2 separate regions of the Homo sapiens genome follow, and region 1 is linked to region 2. The links are chromatin contacts, found by Hi-C or POLR2A ChIA-PET in ENCODE. All regions are on one chromosome and are shown on one strand. The core of a region is the stretch at or near the end of the contact, and the rest is flanking DNA. Distances in the headings are between cores, read along the strand shown. Region 1 holds the start of PRSS27 (serine protease 27). Region 2 holds the start of JPT2 (Jupiter microtubule associated homolog 2).

Evidence for each region. Hi-C counts contacts between places; a loop is a spot of excess contacts on that map. ChIA-PET counts read pairs that join two places held with the same protein, here RNA polymerase II (POLR2A). Pooled maps may share reads with other maps.
Region 1: a pooled map shows a loop between it and region 2 (7-fold over the local background). The contact joins the promoter of PRSS27 here to the promoter of JPT2 in region 2. A Hi-C loop is called at or near these places in 2 of 50 pooled maps. POLR2A ChIA-PET finds 5 or more read pairs at or near these places in 2 of 52 experiments (H1 and WTC11).

Annotation. Positions count from the first base shown.
Region 1 is chr16:2,718,557-2,725,473 of GRCh38, reverse strand. PRSS27 (serine protease 27) reads left to right here and starts at 5,250. Exons shown (of 6, transcript NM_031948.5): 1 at 5,250-5,359. The coding sequence starts at 5,314. RefSeq lists silencers at 2,867-3,036, 3,720-3,789, 3,920-4,679 and an enhancer at 4,413-4,980.
Region 2 is chr16:1,676,457-1,683,281 of GRCh38, reverse strand. JPT2 (Jupiter microtubule associated homolog 2) reads right to left here and starts at 5,003. Exons shown (of 5, transcript NM_144570.3): 1 at 4,926-5,003. The coding sequence starts at 4,969. It overlaps CRAMP1 (cramped chromatin regulator 1), which reads right to left. Exons shown (of 21, transcript NM_020825.4): 21 at 5,374-6,825. RefSeq lists silencers at 4,587-4,946, 4,977-5,376 and an enhancer at 4,511-5,146.

The DNA of each region.
Region 1 (6,917 bases), core at 4,001-6,500, 1.0 Mb before region 2:
CCACCATTGCTGGCTCTGCAGATGGAGGAAGGGGCCACAGCCAAGGAATACAGTGGCACATACAAGCTGGGAACAGCCCTCAGCTGACAGCCAATGAGAAAGCCAGGACCTCAGCCCTAAAACACAAGGAGCTGAATTCTGCCAACAACCCGAATGATCAGGAAATACGTTCTTTCCTAGAACATAAATAAAGGAACACAGACAGGGCTAGGAGGCCGAGGCAGGCAGATCACCTGAGGTCAGGAGTTCGAGACTGCCCTCAGCACCCCCTCAGCCTCCCTCCCATGCTCATCAGCGCCCAAAGTCCGGAGATGGCCAGTGTGGCAGGGGACTGGCACGTCAGCACTGCCCCAACACGGGCACACCCAGCCAGGTTCCAACAGCACCTGGTCTCGACCTCAACTTTGCTCTGAAATTGGAGTGGGCGCTGGAAACAGGGAGAAGCCAGGCAGCAGGAGCAGGCGCTTTGAGCCTGTGGGGGCCGGGGGCCTTCCAGGCCCCCCGAGAGCACAGGGATGCCCCGGTCTGCAGCTACAGCTGGGTGGCTGCTGATGTGCCTGGGAAGGCAGGGCTCCCCACCCTGCCAACTCAGAAGGGGCAGGGCTCCCGTCTGTTCCCAGCCCCTCCAGGTCCATGAAGGGCACAGACCCGGCCATGCTTCCCCCACTGCAGCTGGTGTCTTCACAGCGACCACTCCAGACGGGCCACTGCTGCCATCACTGGGACATCCCCCAGCTGTCATCCTTGTAATCCCTCTTGGGTTTCTCCTGATTTGGATTCCCCACATCCTGGATCTCTTGTCTTCCTCCTCCTCAGTTTACACCTTGTTTAGGTGAAACACATCTTCCAGTAATCTGGCCAGGTTAAAGAGCTAGTGCAATGACAGCACAATCACGACAGTCCCAGCTTTCCTATCTCTTGAGTCACAGTGTCACAATGAGCACTGACTGCCCTCTAGACTTGGCGCACAGTTATCCTTCCAGAATGTCCCTCACCATCAGCCTCAAGCTTTCCTTCAGTACTCCGCCATGTTCCACGTCTGCATTTCACAGACCACAGCTTGTGCTTTCTTGATTTTTTACTCTTTTAGCTGAAGAGCATCTTTCCTCTGGTGGTTTTCCAACAATCACGCATAGGGAGTACATTTTTTTCTCTTTTGTAGAGATGGGGTCTCACTGTGTTGCCCAGGCTGGTCTCCAACTCCTGAACTCAAGGATTCCTTCTGTCTCAGTCTCCCAAAGTGTTTCAATTACAGTCATGAGCCACCATGCCTGGCCAAATGTTCTGAGAACTTTCAAGCATGAAAATGTCTGGTTTTATTTATTTATTTATTTATTATTTTTTATTTTTTAGAGTCAGGGCTGCCACGGTGGCTCACGCCTATAATCCCAGCACTTTGGGAGGCCGAGGTGGAGAGATCAGGAGGTCAGGAGTTTGAGACCAGCCTGGCCAACATGGCGAAACCCCATCTCTACTGAAATACAAAAAATAAAAAATAAAAAAAGAAAGAAAAAGAAAAAGAAGTTACCTGGGCATGGCTGTGCCTGCCTGTAATCCCAGCTACTCAGAAGGCTGAGACAGGAGAATCGCTTGAACACAGGAGGCGAAGGTTGCAGTGAGCGGAGATCACACCACTGCAGTCCAGCCTGGGAGGCGATAGAGTGAAACTCTGTCTCAAAGAAAAAAAAAGAGTCTTGCTGTGTCGCCCAAGCTGTAGTGCAATGATGCAACCTCAACTCACTGCAATCTCTGCCTCCCAGGTTCAAGTGATTCTCCTGCGTCAGCCTCCCCAGTAGCTGGGATTACAGATGTGTGCCACCATGCCTGGCTAATTTTTGTATTTTTAGTAGAGACGGGGTTTCACCACAATGGCCAGGCTGGTCTTGAACTCCTGGACTCGAGTGATTGCCTGCCTCGGCCTCCCAAAGTGCTGGGATTAGAGGTGTGAGCCACCACACCTGGCCAAAAATGTCTGTATTTCACTTTCACACCTGACTGAGAGTGTGTGGCTATTGCTGCTTACTGACCAGCACCCTTCCCTCTTCCTTTCACCATGCCCAGCCATGACTTCTAACCTTAGAAAACTGTCCCCCTTCCAGAGAGTTGATAAATGTCCAATTCAATTTTTTTTTTTGAGACAGAGTCTCGCTCTGCCACCAGGCTGAAGTGCAGTGGCGCGATCTCGGCTCACTACAACCTCTGACTCACAGGCATGAGCCATGGCACCCCGCCCCAATTCTATTTTTGAAGGGAGGGACTGATTATTTTAAAAACATGGCCGGGCATGGTGGCTCATGCCTGTAATCCCAGCACTTTGGGAGGCCGAGGCGGGTGGATCACCTGAGGTCAGGAGTTCGAGACTAGCCTGGCCAACATGGCGAAACTCCATCTCTACTAAAAATACAAAAATTAGCTGGGCATGGTGGCACAGGCCTGTAATCCCAGCTACTAGCGGGGCTGAGGCAGGAGAATCGCTTGAACCTGGAAGGCAGAGGTTGCAGCGAGCCGAGATCGTGCCACTGCACTCCAGCCTGGGAAACAGAGCGAGACTGTGTCTCAAAAAACAAAACAAAACAAAACAAAACAAAACAAAACATAAAAATCTTTCTGGATTGTAATGCCCTCTTCATTTGTTTGGTGGGTGGTATGAGGAAGGGGCCCATTCTCAGCCCTGGGTCCGTGGGCTCCAGGTACAGGGACATGGAGGCGAGGTCTGGGTTCCCGATCCTCTAATCGCTGGCGTGGCTGTGCCTTGTTCTTCAGGAGCCCAAGTTTCCCTGGCGTCCTCGCTTTCTGATCTGCATCTTTTTTTTTTTTTTTTTTTTTTTTGAGACAGAGTCTCGCTCTGTCACCCAGGCTGGAGTGCAGTGGCGAGATCTTGGCTCACCGCAAGCTCCGCCTCCCGGGTTCAGGCCATTCTCCTGCCTCAGCCTCCAGAGTAGCTGGGTCTACAGGCGCCCACCACCGCGCCCAGCTAATTTTTTGTATTTTTAGTAGAGACAGGATTTTACCGTGTTAGCCAGGACGGTCTTGATCTCCTGACCTCGTGATCCGCCTGCCTCGGCCTCCCAAAGTGCTGGGATTACAGGCGTGAGCCACTGCACCTGGCCCTGATCTGCATCTTGACTTTTGTCACTTTCTTGATTTTAAGGCAGAGACACCCTTAGAGGAATGGGCTTAAAAGGAGGGTTGGGGAGCAGACACCAAGGAACACACAGAAAGGTGCCAAGAGGAAATAGTTACCTGCGAGGCTCTAAGACTGCCTCTGAGATCCCATCAGTGACCTGACCATAGGGTGCTGGAGAAATGTGGTCACCCAGACACTTTGAAACACTTTCCGTGGTTGATAATTATTATTCTCCTTTTTTTTTTTTTTTTTTTGAGACAGGGTCTCACTGTCTCCCAGGCTGGAGTGCAGTGTTGCAATCTCGTGTCATTGCCATCTCCGCCTCCCGAGTTCAAGTGATTCTCCTGCCTCAGCCTCCTGAGTAGCTAGGATCACAGGTGCCCGCCACCAAGCCCGGCTAATTTTGTATTTTAGTAGAGACGGGGTTTCACCATGTTGGCCATGCTGGTCTCGAACTCCTGACCTCAGGTGATCTGCCTGCCTTGGCCTCCCAAAGTGCTGGGATTCCCGGTGTGAGCCACTGCACCCAGCCCGTCGCGGTTTATAATTAGAGATTTCTCTGCTAAATGATGTTCTCTCTCTCACACTGAGGTGAGGTCTGTTTGGGTCACCTTTGTATTCCCCAAACCGGGGACAGTATTGGGCTCAAATCTGCTCAGAAATGACTGACTGACTGAATGAATAAATCAATACATGAATGAATACGTTTGGAGTCCCCTCTTCCCACTCCTCGCCCTCCCTCCTTCCCTCCAGACCCCCAGGGGCTGCCCAGCCCGCCTCCCACCCCCGACCCGGGAACTCCAGGGACTGGACGGGGAGGGAAGGGTGGGAGGAGGCGGTGGAGGCGGAGGCGGAGACGCGGGAGGGCGGGGCTAGGGAGGGCGATGCGGGGAGCCGGAGCCCGGACCATGAGGCTGGGAGCGCCCCTTCTGCACCCCTGGCCGCCCGCGCCGCGCCCCGCGCCCACCAGAGGGCAGCACCACGACGCGCGCGGACAAGGCTGAGGCGGGAACGGCCGCACCCCCAGCCCCGCCCGGAGCCGCCCGGCCCCGCCCCGCCCGCGAGTACCGACCCCCGGCGCCGGCGGGGAAACAGGTCCGGCGCCCCCGACCCCACGGCCCGGCCCCACTCTGTCTCTGACGTCAGCGCCGTGCCCCAAATAACTTCCTCCCCGAGCCTCTTCCGCCGCGGCGCCGCGCCCAGAGCCAGGCGGGGACACCGAAACGGTAACCCCGGCCCGGCCTTCCCGGAGCCGCTTCCGCCCCGCCTGGTGCCAGGAAGCCCCCGCCCCTTCCAAGGGATGGCAGCCGGGGCCCGGGTCGGCCGCCTGGGCCGCGCTGGCGCGCGCCTGAGGAACTTCTGGGGCCTGCTGTCCCGGGAGGAGGGTCGCTGCGGCCAACTCCGGACCCCGCCCCATGTCCCATCGCCTCCCCTGCCCTCGGCCCCGCAAACACCCCTGGCCTTGACTTTCCCACCAGCGCGGCCCAGCCCCACTGTGTTCCATCGGCGCTCAATAAAATACTGAATGAGGCCGGGCGCGGTGGCTCACCCCTGTAATCCCAGCGCTTTGGGAGGCCGAGGAGGGCGGATCACGAGGTCAGGAGATCGAGACTAGCCTGGCCAACACGGTTAAACCCCGTCTCTACTAAAAATACAAAAAATTAGCCGGGCGTGGTGGCACCTGCCTGTAATCCCAGCTACTCAGGAGGCTGAGGCAGGAGAATGGCTTGAACCTGGGAGACGGAGCTTGCAGTGAGCCGAGATTGCGCTCCAGCCTGGGCGACAGAGCGAGACTCTGTCTCAAAAAATTAAAAAAAATAATAATAATAATAATGAATGAAGCTGGACGGACTTCGCGTGCACCGCGGTCAGCTCGGGGTCTGCTGGGGGGTCTGGGTCAGCTCAGGGTCCAGGAACCGAGGCCAACGGCACCCCGTGCTGCGCTGGGGTGAGGGGTCTGCCCTGGGGTCTCGGGGTTCAGGGCTAGGTCACGGAGGAGTCGGCTCTGGGCGCTTCCTTCCTGAGGAGAGGAGCTGGGCAGGCCGGGCCGACGGGTTGGGCCGCATAGCCGGGCCTGTGCTCATCTCCAGCATAAAACTCCACTTCATGGAGCCTGCACCTCGCTCGTGCTCCAACGCTTCTGCCACCGCCGACCACGGCCCTGCGCCCCAGCCAGGCCTGAGGACATGAGGCGGCCGGCGGCGGTGCCGCTCCTGCTGCTGCTGTGTTTTGGTGAGTCGTGAAGGTGCAGGGTCCTGGTGGTGCAGTCCCCCACCAGGCTCCGCTGCACTGCCTGGGGCTCCGGCTCAGCCCCCTACTCCCTGGGACAGGCTGGGGCTGTGGGACAGGCCATCATCCCTCCTGCCCCTGAGCAGGTGGGAAGGCTCCAGATGTGCCAAGTGGGGAGTCCAAAGTGGGGAGGCAGGGTGGGAGGTGTGCGCACAGGCCCCAGAGGACCCCACCGGCATAACTGGGCAGCACCTCCTCCCATGCCTCTCCGCGGGCACTGGTGTGCCAGCTCTGGCCAGGCTCCCTGCTTCCTGCCACCTCGGCCTCTCCCCCCATTCTCTAGGTGAGGACAGGGGCCTCCTACGTGCAGGATGTGAACTCAGGCTCCAAGTGCCTGGACCATCATACTCGGGGTGGGAGGGTGGCCGAGCCGAGGGCTGCTGCCTGTGCCCGGAAGCCCCAGCAGGCTGGCTGCAGGCTCAGTAGAGAGCTGGGGGCAGGGGGTGTAGGTGGCAGAGGGCCCTGTCTCCTGCTGACAGAGGAACCGGTGATGCGCCACCGTGCCCTCTCCCAGTCCTGGGTCAGGGACAGCAGGTGCCAGCCAGGGGGCCCCACCTGCCAGGCCCCTCCCTGCGGGCCGGGACACTCTCTGTCAGGGAAAACCTCTCACATTCCTGGGCTAGCCTAGCCAGTCTGGCAGCCACCACACTTCCCTGTCCTCAAGTCACCTCCCAGGGCTGGGTCAGGTCATCCCAGGCTGCAGCTTAGCCAGTACTCCAGGCTTCCTTGTTCTCCTGGGTGGGAGGGCACCAGTGGCCCCTCAGTGGCCCGGCCTCCCCCACCCCATGCCCCCAGTCTCCCAGCACAAGGATGGTGCCCTCTGAGCAAGCCATGTGCACAGGAGGTGGAAGGCTGTGACTGCCCCTGAGCGGGGTGAGGAACCAAGGTCATTGCCAAAACTCTTTGGCAATGAGTTTTGCAGTCGGTTCACTAACAGCTGTGACCAGAGGCTGGACTCCTGGACACGTCCTCACTCCCAGCCCGAGGGTGGCACTCCCACCAGGTCTCTGGCTGGTGGTACCCACTAAGCTTCACCATCCCCACCAGCTACCAGCGAATCACAGGCCCAGGCCCCAAACAATGCTCCTGACACCCCCGGCACCCCTGGCTGTTGCTTCCAGCCCCCACAGGGCGCCCACCCTGAAGGGCTCAGCTGTCCACATCCCCCATTTCCCATCAGCCCCCACAGCCACACTTGTGTCCATCCACACATTCCCTGAGATCAGGCCCCCCAGATGCAGCCCTTGCCTTCTCGGAGCTCCTGGGCTAAGATAAGACTTGATTCTGGCTCCAGGGTGATGTAGACAGAGCTCCCATCAGGACAGAGAGCTCAAGAGAGAGTATAGGGCTTCCAAGGTAGACAATGCAAGCAAGCAAGGAAGGCTTCCTGGAGGAGGCAGCATTCAGTTGGGCCTTGATCTCTAGATCACGATTAGGACTTGGCTGGGAGCGGTGGCTCACGCCTGTAATGCCAGCACTTTGGGAGGCCGAGGTGGGCGGA
Region 2 (6,825 bases), core at 3,754-6,253:
AAATAAGGCCAGGCGTGGTGGCTCACGCCTGTAATCCCAGCACCTTGGGAGGCCGAGGTGGGCGGATCACGAGGTCAGGAGATCGAGACCATCCTGGCTAACACGGTGAAATCCCGTCTCTACTAAAAATACAAAAAATTAGCCGGGCGTGGTGGCGGACGCCTGTAGTCCCAGCTACTCAGGAGGCTGGGGCAGGAGAATGGCGTGAACCCGGGAGGCGGAGCTTGCAGTGAACCAAGATGCGCCACTGCATTCCAGCCTGGGTGACAGAGCGAGATTCCGTCTCAAAAAAACAAACAAACAAACAAAAAATTAGCTGGGTGTGGTGGTATGCGCCTGTTGTCCCAGTTATTCGGGAGGCTAAGGCTGGCTTGAGCCCAGGAGGTCAAAGCTGCAGTGAACCATGATTGCATCACTGTACACCAGCCTGGACGAAAGAGTGAGGACTTGTTTCACCAAAAGGAAAAAAAATAAAGGGTGGTGGGTGGGAGGGCGTGGCTTAACAAGATTTTAGGTGAGGTGCTCTTAGAGTGGCCATAAGGCCATCTGACTTCCATATCCATTTTTGAATCACGCAGCCCTCCTAATTCTACATTTTTTTTTTTTTTTGAGACGAAATCTCGCTCTTGTTGCCCAGGCCAGAGTGCAATGGCACAATCTCGGCTCACTGCAATCTCCACCTCCTGGGTTCAGGCGATTCTCCTGCCTCAGGCTCCTGAGTAGCTGGGATTACAGATGCCCGCCACCATGCCCAGCTAATTTTTCTATTTTTAGTAGAGACGGGGTTTCACCATGTTGGCCAGGCTGGTCTTGAACTTCTGACCTCAGGTGATCCGCCCACCTCAGCCTCCCAAAGTGCTGGGATTACAGGCATGAGCCACTGTGTCCGGCCTATTTTATTTTTTTGAGATGGAGTCTCACTCTGTTACCAGGCTGGAATACAGTGACGCGATCTCAGCTCACCGCAACCTCCACCTCCCAGGTTCAAGCAATTCTCCCGCCTCAGCCTTCCGAGTAGCTGGGATTACAGGTGTGCGTCACCGTGCTTGGCTATTTTTTTGTATTTTTAGTACAGACGGGGTTTCACCACGTCGGCCAGGCTGGTCTCAAACTCCTGACCTCAAGTGATCCGCCCGCCTCGGCCTCCCAAAGTGCTGGGATTACAGGCGTGAGCCACTGTGCCCAGCCAATTCTGCGATTTTTCTTGGATAGTGTAGCAGGTCTAAACATGCACGGGTCTCTACAGTTCTCTCTTTGGAAATAAGGGATGAAGGCCTGCAATCTTTCGAACTGAACTGAATTTATCAAGTCTTATGTGAGCTGAGCATGAGCTATAATTCCTTTTACTGACTTATTTCAAATATGGCTTTTCTCTCAAGCCCTCAAGGTGCTACAAACTGTCAGATCTGATTCCAGGTAGACTCGCCTTGACTGCAAGCTCTGTAGGACTCTTTCCCGACCCCACATTCCCTACATTCACAGTCTCCTGTCTCCTCTGCCTTTCACCCTTGCTTCAGTTCAACTTGCACATCTCTCGAGCACCTATCATTGGCAATCCTTCCCCAGACGCCGTAGATAGAGGAAAGCAAGTCCTTACCCCGGAGGAGCTTCAAGTTTAAACAGGAAAGCTAGAGCTCTGCACAGGTGGTTTCAGTGTCTGTGTGAGTGACGTGACAGACGCCTAGTGCCATCGGGACTCCAAAATTTGGAAGAGGTGAAACCCAAATTGAGTCTGTGGCCTCCATGTGGAATGGGGACCAATGGGCGCAGGAGGTGAGTGGTAGTTACTTGCAATGACCAGTGTTACTTTGGGGTGATGGAAACACAATATTTAATATTGTTCTATGTGCTTTTCTGAATTTTATTTGAAAACAAGCAAAGAAAAAAAAGTGGTACCAAAGACGGTTTTAGCAGAAATTATGGCGCACACAGGCCCAGCCCCAGGCAAGGGGCAGCGGCTATCTCGGTCACAAAGGCAACAGGTCCCACTGCAGGTTTCACACAGACCGCAGGGCTGGGCTGCCTCAAAGGGGTCTCGGATGAATGGAACTGAGCGTTCAATAGACCTTTCAACAAAAACAGCCCGACAACAATGGCGCAGTGTGGCTTTCTCTAGGCTACAGGCACTTACCACTATGACACTAATAGGGGGAGGGGGAACGCTAGAGCTCACACATTTGGGGACAAATTCACAATGTGAGTGGGGGGTGCTTCCCAATTATTTTTTGCCTTTTGTGGTACCCCTTCCATATATTTCAGTGAAGATATTCAAAACACACAAGAGAAACTCAAGCGCACAGGAGAAGAAAAACCTCACACAGCTGGAGTGGACTGCAGCACTGGAGAGGTAGGGAAAAGCTGTGTGACCCTCCTCGGGGGTCTCCATGCTCCTGACCCTCTCTAATAGTTTGTCCCCGAGTTTCAGAAAGGATGAGGGGACTGGTCAGGCTTAGAGAGAAGCAGTGAGAAATAAACTTGGATTAAATTCCTTACAAATAGAAATGTTCCAGCTTGAAGGAAGACCTCAGGTTAATCGCGGCTAAAGCATAACGCTTTTACGAAACCCCTTTAACACAAGACAATCCCTCAGCAAGGAAAGGAGAGATGTGAGGTCTCAGGAGAGGAAAACCTGGCTAGGTAATCTTACAGCCACCACCTGACTCGCTTCACAGCAAAACTAAATGTGACGCTTACAAGGCGCCCGCCCTGCGACTCGACCCCGTTCAGATGAGTGGCAAATGTGCAGCGTCTGGTGGACCCCAAGCAGAAGCTTCCAGTGATACCTCATCATCCAGTTCAGACCGGCTTTCCTTCCTCACCATCCTAAAAGGAAGAGTTTTCTCCCTTTCTCAACACCTTGTCCAGAAACCAGTCCCCCAGGGTAGTGTGAGTATGACTTTAGTGCGGCCCTGTGCAGCTAACTTCTGGAGCGTGAAAGTCAATATAAAAACATCGGCGTCGCTCAGGGTGATAATAAACACCATCATTTACCGGGCAGCCAGTGCCAGGCAGCACAAACAAAAAGGAAACGTACTAAATGCACACAACTGGGACAGGGCTGGGGATGCAGTCCCTCCCCCCACTGATGTGGGTGGTGCAAAACTCTGGCCACCAGGAACCAGAAACCGGATTCGCTCTGAGCACTAGTTTAAACTCCTGGTCCCACATCGGTGCAGACCTAGGCATAATAATCACTGTTCCATGGATGAAGGGCTGTTTCTTTGAGACGGAGTCTTGCTCTGTCATCCAGGCTGGAGTGCAGTGGTGTGATCTCGGCTCACTGCAAGCTCCGCCTCCCGGGTTCACACCATTCTCCTGCCTCAGCCTCTCAAGGAACTGGGACTACAGGCACCCGCCACCCCACACCCGGCTAATTTTTTCGTATTTTTAGTAGAGACGGGGTTTCACCGTGTTGGCCAGGATGGTCTCGATCTCCTGATCTCGTGGTCCACCTGCCTCGGCCTCCCCAAGTGCCGGGATTACAGCCGTTGAGTCACTGCACCCTGCCACGGGTAATTATTTGGTTACAAGTATTACTGAATACTGACCTAACTCCCTCAAATCTAAAGGGTTTTTTTTTTTTTTGAGACGGAGTCTTGCTCTGTCGTACAGGCTGGAGTGCAGTGGCATTATCTTGGCTCGCTGCCACCTCTGCCTCTGGGTTCAAGTGATTCTCCTGTCTCAGCCTCTCCAAGTAGCTGGGACTACAGGCACACACCACCACGCCTGGCTAATTTTTGCATTTTTAGTAGAGACGGGGGTTTCACCATGTTGGCCAGGCTGGTCTCGAACTCTTGACCTCACGTGACTCGCCCACCTCAGCCTCCCAAAGTGCCGTGATTACAGGTGTGAGCCACCACGCCCGGCCAATCTAAAGGGTTTTTATTTTTAGCAAGTTGGAGCAATTCTTTTACTTAGTATTTATTCAATATAGTATTTGTCTTCACTTGATCATAGCCAAAAGGCTGAGAAGCAATATAGTATTGGTCTTAACAGTCATGGCACACATATTCTCTTCTACTTCTCTGGCGAGGCTGTGCCACAGAGGGGCTCATCATACAGAAAACCTCAGGCATCTGAAGACCCAAACTTCACAATGCAAGTTTACTGCTCAAGTGGCACGAAAGACCTTGTAAGCTCTGTCCCTCTAATTCATGCGAGTCCCAATACCCAAAGAGTGCTTTAAAAGTTCAAAAACATAAGAAAAGTGTGCTCAGTGTTCCTGGCTATTAAAGCTGAGTCAGGATATCTTCGTCCCAATCCACTTCTTCCTACAGCGAAGCCCAGGAGCGCCATCCACCTTCCCAGGAGATAGAACTGACTCTTCCCCAGACGCCCTGGCACTTTCCAAAGGAAGTGGACTCACATGAACTAGTGGAAGCGCGGCCATGGGCAGGGCACAGGCCACACACACACCAGGGACACGGGCACACGGCCACACGCACAGGAGCGGGGGCATGGCCAGACACCCCCCACGAACACATCGCCGCACACCCCTTAGGGACACCCCCCCGGGAACATGGACACGCATCCCACAGACAAAATGGGCCGCACCCACGGGCACACCCCGCCCCCAGGAAACCCCCCACGGAACGCACCACACGGAACGCGGGCGCCCAGGCGCGAGGGAGCGCAGCCCGCCCTCCACACAGCTTTGTTCCCAGAGCCCGGGCGCCCCTCCCCGCCCTCGGCCTCGGTCGCGGGCAGCTCTCCACAGCCCGGGCCTCAGCGAGCGGCCCCTCGGGCTTCGGGCCTCGGTCTGGCGGCGGCGCAGAAAGGCGGGCGGCGGCCCCGAGGGCCTCTGTGAGGTCGCCCTGCCCCCCAACCCCACCCCAACCCCACACGGCTGGTGGACGCCCTGGGCTGGCCCGCTCCCGCCACGTGGTCGCGCTATCCGCCCGCCTCCCGTGTGCCCCGCGCCGCACCTGGAGCCGGCGCGGCCGCCCTCGCTATCCGGGACCTGGAACATGTCGACCGCCGCCACCCTCAGCTCGCCGCGCGCCGTTCCCGCCCGCCCAGCGCAGGTACTCAAGGCCGCCCGCCAGCGCCCATTGGGCGCCAAGACGCCAATCATCCCTCCGCAGCCTATCTCAGCGCGGCCACCGCCCCTCACGCCCACCCCCGACGACTTAGGCTTTGAACGGTCGGCGCCGCGCCCGCAGCCGATTGGGGAAGGCGACGCCGCTCGCGGAGGTGGGAGCTCGCATTGGGCGGCGGGCCGGGCGGGCCCTGGGACGGCCGCGCCCTCGGGAGGAAGCCCGGTCTGCGGGAGCCCGCGAGCCGACCGCGGGGCCGCACCTGGGCCGCACCTGCCCGACCAGGGACTGCGGGCATGGGCGCGCGGCCCTGAAGAACAGGCACAAACGACAGTCCTTAGATCAACATTAGTATGTATTTATGCACAATAAAAACATTTACAAGTTGAACTGGAAATTTAAACAGAAGTTTAACAGCTCTTATTATATTAAATAACCAAAACACCTTTTATTCCCAAAATTGGTAAAGAATAAATAATATAATTTACAATATGGTACAAAAAATAACCAGGAAAGGCAGGCATTCTGCTTTATACATACACTGTATATGCATATTTATAATCTATAAAACAAATTCATATCTGAAACGAGCGGAGGCCTCGCTATGGCTTAACCGAGTAAGAGAGAGAAGGGGAGCGGGGCGCGGGAGGCAGGGCCAGGGGCTGGGCTCCCCACACCTCACCCACCCCAAGGACACGCAGCCACTGTGACATCAGGAGAGCGCTGACAGCCGCGAAGGGTGTGCTGTGGGTTTTTTTCCTTCGTTGTAAATTACTCTTTCCTTGCTTTCTTTTTTTAACTTGAGACCCAGTTTCGCTCTTCTTGCCCAGGCTGGAGTGCACTGGCGCGATCTCGACTCACTGCAACCTCCGCCGCTGAGGTTCAAGTGATTCTCCTACCTCAAGTCTCCTCAGTAGCTGGGATTATGGGCATGCGCCACCACGCCCGGCTAATTCTGTACTTTTAGTAGAGACAGGGTCTCTCCATGTTAGTCAGGGTGGTCTCATACTCCCCACCTCAGGTGATCCGCCCGCCTCGGCCTCCCAAAGTGCTGGGATTACAGGCGTGAGCCACTGCGCCCGGCCTCCTTCCTTGTTTTCTTAAGACAAAGTGCTGTATTTCCTGACAAATGCATCGGCTAGAGCTCAAGGTTTAAAGAGAAAACACAACTGTCTTCCTCCTCCCTCATTCCCGGTGTCTTATGCCCCACAACTTTCTTTGCAGAAGAAATTTTGAATTCAATGCTGTGATCTAATTAAAGATGCTATTAAACTAAAAAGGTTATCCACCAGAAATGAGGCCACGGCCTCTCATGCCCAGAACCTGGAGGTGCGGCAAAGCAAGGAGGCCAACCGCGGAAACGCCGCCAACACCCCACTCCCTGAGCTGGCACCCTACAGCTACAAGACACAGAAGGACAAAACAGCCAGGAAGCCACGAACTAGGCATCCCCCGAGGCACGCAATGCCCGCTTATCACTGCACATCCACAACAGAATTGAGGCCAGAGGACTAACTTCCCTGGACCACAGATGCTCTGTCCCAATCTCCAGAAAAGACGAATCAACAGAAAGATCCCAGGCAACGTCAGAGGGATTCAGGAAAGCTTTTTCTAAGAAACTGATCTCATCTTAATTACAGCATGCTCAAATGCACAAAGGAAGCCACAGGCTCATACTTAGACGATCACCGCTTCTGTTGGAAAGGCAGAAGATGCAGGAAGTCTCTGTTTGGATCTTTTGAAAATTCCAGCCTTTAACAGTTGCCTATGTTTGCACATAAATATTCAT